Linked DNA regions of Homo sapiens: region 2 is linked to region 1. A link is an interaction called in ENCODE POLR2A ChIA-PET data of the cell type or tissue named here. Cell type or tissue: PC-9. All regions are shown on one strand. Each heading gives the region's core, and the rest is flanking DNA. Links, peaks and the distances in the headings are about the cores only.

The links. ChIA-PET counts read pairs that join two places held together with the same protein. Peaks named below come from ENCODE experiments on the same cell type or tissue, not always from the same donor. Only the 100,000 strongest peaks of a DNase experiment are listed, where the experiment ranks them.
Region 2: POLR2A ChIA-PET joins it to region 1 with 5 read pairs; 2 of 35 experiments call an interaction of 5 or more read pairs at or near these places.

Annotation. Positions count from the first base shown.
Region 1 is chr12:15,627,638-15,630,558 of GRCh38, forward strand. All of the region lies in intron 18 of EPS8 (EGFR pathway substrate 8, signaling adaptor), which reads right to left. Among named protein-coding and RNA genes, the nearest start is that of EPS8, 160 kb to the right of the region's middle. RefSeq lists an enhancer at 1,618-1,762 and a cis regulatory region at 1,683-1,696. In PC-9, for the core only: no CTCF peak of the experiment used is centred there; a DNase peak (open chromatin) is centred at 1,664; H3K27ac peaks cover 2,500 bases.
Region 2 is chr12:15,765,564-15,768,484 of GRCh38, forward strand. All of the region lies in intron 1 of EPS8 (EGFR pathway substrate 8, signaling adaptor), which reads right to left. Among named protein-coding and RNA genes, the nearest start is that of EPS8, 22 kb to the right of the region's middle. In PC-9, for the core only: no CTCF peak of the experiment used is centred there; no DNase peak of the experiment used is centred there; H3K27ac peaks cover 396 bases.

The DNA of each region.
Region 1 (2,921 bases), core at 307-2,806:
AGTCATTAAAATCACCTTTGATTAACTTCCCTAGCTACTCCTTTTTCCTAGCCATTTATGCTAATGGAAAAGATGTGTGTGTATATGAACATACTGTCATGACAAAAATAGGAAAGGCATAAAAGTACAGGAAGGGGAATCATGTGTCTGTGTATTTTAAAATATGTGTGTATATATACATAGGTACATTATGTTCGTTGTTTGTTTTCACTTTCAAGAAATAAGAACAATCTAATTAAGTTGGCAAGTGACAATAACCTGGTCACTTAGGGAGCTTTTTGTGACCAATGTTCTATGATTTTTCCCCCCTAGGGAAAGGGTTTTAGAAAGTGTTTGGTGCCCCTGGGAAATAAGGGAAAGTGTGAATAGTTAGTGTTATTTCAGTCTAATTTTTTTTAATGCCTCAAGTATCTAGGAAATCTTTTGAAGTAATCAAAAAAGGGGAAAAGGGGAGGGAGGGAGGGAGGGAGGAGTAGGGGGTGCTAGAGAGAGTAAGAGAGAATACTATTGATTGTTACATTTAAGTATACATTATGTGCATTTCATTAGCTACCTTTTAAAAAATCACTACAACAAACTGTCAAACAGCATATGAGTGCATCTCAAAAGAATAAAAAATAAAATGTATCACCACACTAAAAGATTTGGTTTCTCATCTGCTGACTTAGTCAGTATATCAATCATCACCAGTCCACAGCATAGTTTTCTTCCAGGAAGGACAAAAAAACCTCCACCTAACATGTTCCTGGGCTTTTGCTTTCCATTTCCAATGTTCTAACACACAACAGCAAACCAGAATAACTTTACACCTTTCTAAAGTAACACTCTGATTACAAAAGATTAAATTCGAATAAAAGGACTACCATTTCAAAGGAAATGGGAGAAATACAAAGCAACTAAAGTTTGGCATCTTAAAAGCGATAAAAGGAGAACCTTTTGGGATCCTGCGATAAAACAGCCTGAATAGCTTCTATGACACAAGGCTTCACAGTTATTTTGAATAGGCAACACACAGACTTCCACAAAAGGGCTTCACTCTTGCCACTTGCTACGTTGTAAAAACAGGCATGTTGGCTTTTTTCCCCTGTTCATAGCTGCTACTTGATAGATTTCTATGAGTATTTACTTCCTAGTTCCTTTCATTTTATTTTTACCAGAAGTTTAGGCAGTAAGCAGAGAATGTGGGTAGATGAGTAGGCATATTTTGAGAGAAATTTGGCTATCAATAAACACACACTGAAATATGTGCTACTGTCTGGTTCTAAAAGAACATTAAGCCCCAACATTCATTCAGAGAAAAACTGTTCTGCAATAAAGTTATCAAGAAATATTTGTTTTATAAAAAGAAATATATTTATTTAATGCCAAACTGTATTTTTGAGATATTTTAAAAAGGAACTTACATAAGTTGCAAATATATTGTAAGATTTTTAATATTCTAAGGAAACAAGTATGTGTGTTAATTTTGGGAGAGATGTTTATATTTTATACACCAATGCCACCCTTTTACTTATGAAAAACAGACTTCAACATGATGAGTCACAATTATCAGGAGAGTTCTCTATCTTTAAAAGTATGCAAACTATGCCTCTTTCCCACTAGGTTATTCTTGGTTTCTCAGCGTGAACAAAGAACAGACTGTCCTAACCCACACACTGCTCCAAATGGGGACTGGAGGCCGATGAACTTTGATCCTAGCTAGGCCTGGATAAAGAGTCCCACCGTGTCAAAGATGACTGTGCTGACGTCTCTACGGAGGGAAATGCTATAAACTTGTGGGAAGAATAAAGAAGAGAACAGTCATTTCTAAGAGGAAGTTTTCTCCTTAGGGAACTCAATAAAAATATTTATAGAAATTTCTCATCTTAAAACTATGTCTTTAGTGTATTTGAAAAAGAAAACTCTTTTTAAAAACTCCACATAATTTTAAAAACTTAGTAGCATATTCTATTTTATTATGGTTCTACACACTCACGCACACAGTTGTTTTTGCTGTACAGAAAGAGCTAATCACTTTTCCAAAACTTCATTTTTCCTTTAGTTTCCTGGCAAGATAGATATGACAGTCATTTAAATTGGACATACCGTGGGAGAAAAATTAATGAGTAAAAGTAGGCTTATGCTTATTGCATTTAACCAGAATTTTTAGAATTGTTAAATAGTAATAGTTTTAGTGTCTTTTTTATTTTTTATTTTATCAAGAATGTCCACAACTGAACAGATGTGGCAATAACTTACTGACGTGAGAAAAACAGTAGGATGAAAATGGGAGTGAAAGATTCAGCCATTTAGTTTTGAACATAAATAGAAAGCATCCAATCTCAGCTATAAAGTTAATAGTTCCATACTGGTATCTGGATGTCAGAGATGAGTTTTAATACGATGACTAATTTGGGAATCATTCTTTTCCCAACAATATAAATAGTATTGAAAGAAATGGAAATAGAATGAACTACAGTAAAAGTATGTTTATGTGGAAAACGAAGGCAGAACCCTAAGAGAGGCCCACATTGAGGGAAAGATAGATATCCATCTCTCTCTCTCTGTCTCTCTATCTCTCTCTCACTCACACACACACACACACACACATACACACACACACTTCATATACTTTTGTCATATTGGGGAAATATGAAATATCTTCATAGCTCTGGTTTTCCAAGAGTTTTTACACATCAAGTATAGGTAAAGCCAAGTAACTTTATAATACGTTTAAAACACCAAATTTGGAGATTAAATTGACATGCCATATACTACAAGGTTAAACAAAATTTATCTTAAAACTACCTTCAGTTTTCAAAATATCTACACTGCTATTCACCAATAATACAAATAAGGATAATCCAAAGTTGGTCATAGTGTCTTTTTAGTTTACTTAAATATGGTTTTCATAGAAACCATTTATATGAAACATCAAATTT
Region 2 (2,921 bases), core at 297-2,796, 140 kb after region 1:
TTGTTTTAATTATTAAAAGAAAATGAGATACTGAAATTATTGGGGGTAGAGAAGAACTAAATAAAAAATGGCCAACAGAAACTGGAGAGAGATTTCTTCAGAAAAGTAAACTGTAGTAAATTAGTGTTACAAAGAAGTGATTTTCAAAATGTCTGCAGGGAGTTAAAGGAATTACAAAAGTCTTGTAAAAGGCAACAGTATTTTGGTTTTTGACACATATCTACTTTTGGAGAAAAGTGGTTTTTTTTTTTTGGTTTTTTTTTTTTTTGAGACGGAGTCTTGCTCTGTCGCCCAGGCTGGAGTACAGTGGCGCAATCTCGGCTCACTGCAACCTCTGCCTCCCAGGTTCAAGCGATTCTCCTGCCTCAGCCTCCTGAGTAGCTGGGATTACAGGCGCGTGCCACCATACCCAGCTAATGTTTTTGTATTTTTAGTAGAGACAGGGTTTCACCATGTTGGTCAGGCTGGTCTCAAACTCCTGACCTGATGATCCGCCTGCCTCGGCCTCCCAAAGTGCTGGGATTATAGGCGTGAGCCACCTGCAACCGGCCTAAAAGTTTTAACAGAGAAAAAAAATACTCTTCAGCAGTTTGTTTTAGTGTTTAAAAAAAGAAAGAAAGAAAGGAAGTTTTGGCCTGGCGCAGTGGCTCACACCTGTAATCCCAGCACTCTGGGAGGTCGAGGCGGGTGGATCACCTGAGGTCAGGAGTTTCAGACCATCCTGGCCAACATGGTGAAACCCCGTCTCTACTAAAAAATACAAAAAAATACAAATAAAAAATAGCTGGGCCTGGTGGTGGGCACCTGTAGTCCCAGCTACTTGGGAGGCTAAGGCAGGAGAATCACTTGAACCCAGGAGGCGAAGGTTGCAGTGAGCCGAGCCGAGATTGCGCCACTGCACTCCAGCCTGGTGACAGAGCGAGACTCCATCTCAAAAAAAAAAAAAAATACAAAATATTAGCTGGACATTGGGAGCTAATGTGGGGCTCCTGTAATCCCAGCTACTTGGGAGGCTGAGGCAGGAGAATTGCCTGAACCCAGGAGGCAGAGGTTGCAGTGAGCAGAGATCGTGCCATTGCACTCCAGCCTGGGCAACAAGAGTGAAACTCTGTCTCCAAAAAAAAAAAAAAGGAAAGTTTTAAGAAAAAAAGAATATAATAATGACCATGAAACCCTTATCCGAGTTAAAGCTAAATGAAATTGATTTTCATCCAGGCTTAAGCATATAAAGTAAGACTCTATGGGGTCATTCAAACATATGTCTAACTCGATTCTTTGAAATAAGCCAAAATCACTCAGTCATTACTACCAAAAGGAATTAGTCTAAATTCTATAAGTATCCATAACTACATTTGCTCTATCTTTAAACAGCAGGTCTCACATTTTAAGATTCTCAGATTTATGCTTTTCACAAATTCCACAAGCCAGTCAAATAGCCATCTCTGATGTTTAAATATATATATATGATGACAATGATGATGGTGGTGGTGAGAATGATGATGGAGACAAATAATGACAGCAACTAACAATGTGTGTGGGCCTGGCAAATAGCACCTAAGAACAAGAGATTGCATGACTACTTCTAATATTCTACTCAAAAAATAACTGTATGGTGAAGGAAATCTAAATAATATTGTTCAAAATATATCAATGTTAATAAGAAGTTTACAAATTGGAAGGTAAATTAAATATGGACAGAACAACAGAGTTCATCCCTACCATTTTCACAAATTATTTCTACAGAAGCAGACTAGTTCTACTAAGGTCTAGTAACTACTGTTCACCAGTGGAATTTTATGCAGAAAAATGTTTCTGCTATGAAATGTTTTATCTTGACGCTTTCTATTCTAAAGCCACAACAGGTTGCACACAGAAAAAAGCCGTTAAATGACACAGTGGCATAAAATGAAACCCTCCTCTAGGAACACCCTACTGAATGGAACACAGGAAGTTGACAGTATCAGGTCAGTCTTAGGCCATAAAGAAGTACTTTATTATCCTCATTGTTACTCTATTTTCCAAAACAGTGAACTAAATGCCCTATTTTTCCAATACATTAAAAAAGGCTTATATTCACCCACCTCTCTCAACACTAAATATTTGTTTCAAACTGAGATATGTCTTCTTCTCTGCTAAACATGGTTGTTAGAATAAGGAAATTGAAATGGTTGGTGGCAACAGCTCTCCTTCCAGGAATACCTGTCAAAATACTCATTTGTCAGTTTTAAGCTGTCTGGAAATCTGTTTTCCCAACAGGATTTTGCAAAGCAAAAACATTTCAAGTGGAAAAATATATTACAAAGTTGTCTTTCCCCAGAGAATAAAATAGATATTTTTGGTTGTTATTTTACAAATAAAGTTTTCCATTCAATTTAGAATAATGTAAAGAAATGTTAAGTATTACCTTAGAAACTGGAATTATGCTTTTCTTCCATTGCAGTTAAGAATTAACCTAAGTAAAAACCAAAGACTTACAGAATATTAGAGTTGGAAGAAATCTGGGAGATATCCAATTTTTAAAAAAACTGTTCTGGCTTATACAGTTAACTATTGAATAATAATAAAAGGAGGGAAATGAGATTTAAGAATTTTAAGGCTGGGCACGGTGGCTCACGTTTGTAATCCCAGCACTTTGGGAGGCCAAGGCGGGTGGATCACGAGGTCAGGAGTTCAAGACCAGCCTGGCCGATATGGTGAAACCCTTTCTCTACTAAAAATACAAAAATTAGCCGGGCGTGGTGGCGGGCACCTGTAATCCCAGCTACTCGAGAGGCTGAGGCAGGAGAGTCACTTGAAACCAAGAGGCAGAGGTTGCAGTGAGCTGAGATTACGCCACTGCACTCTAGCCTGCAAGAGACTCCATCTCAAAAAAAAAAAAAAAAAAAAAAAAAAGAATTTTAAGAGCAGAGGTAGTGAGATAA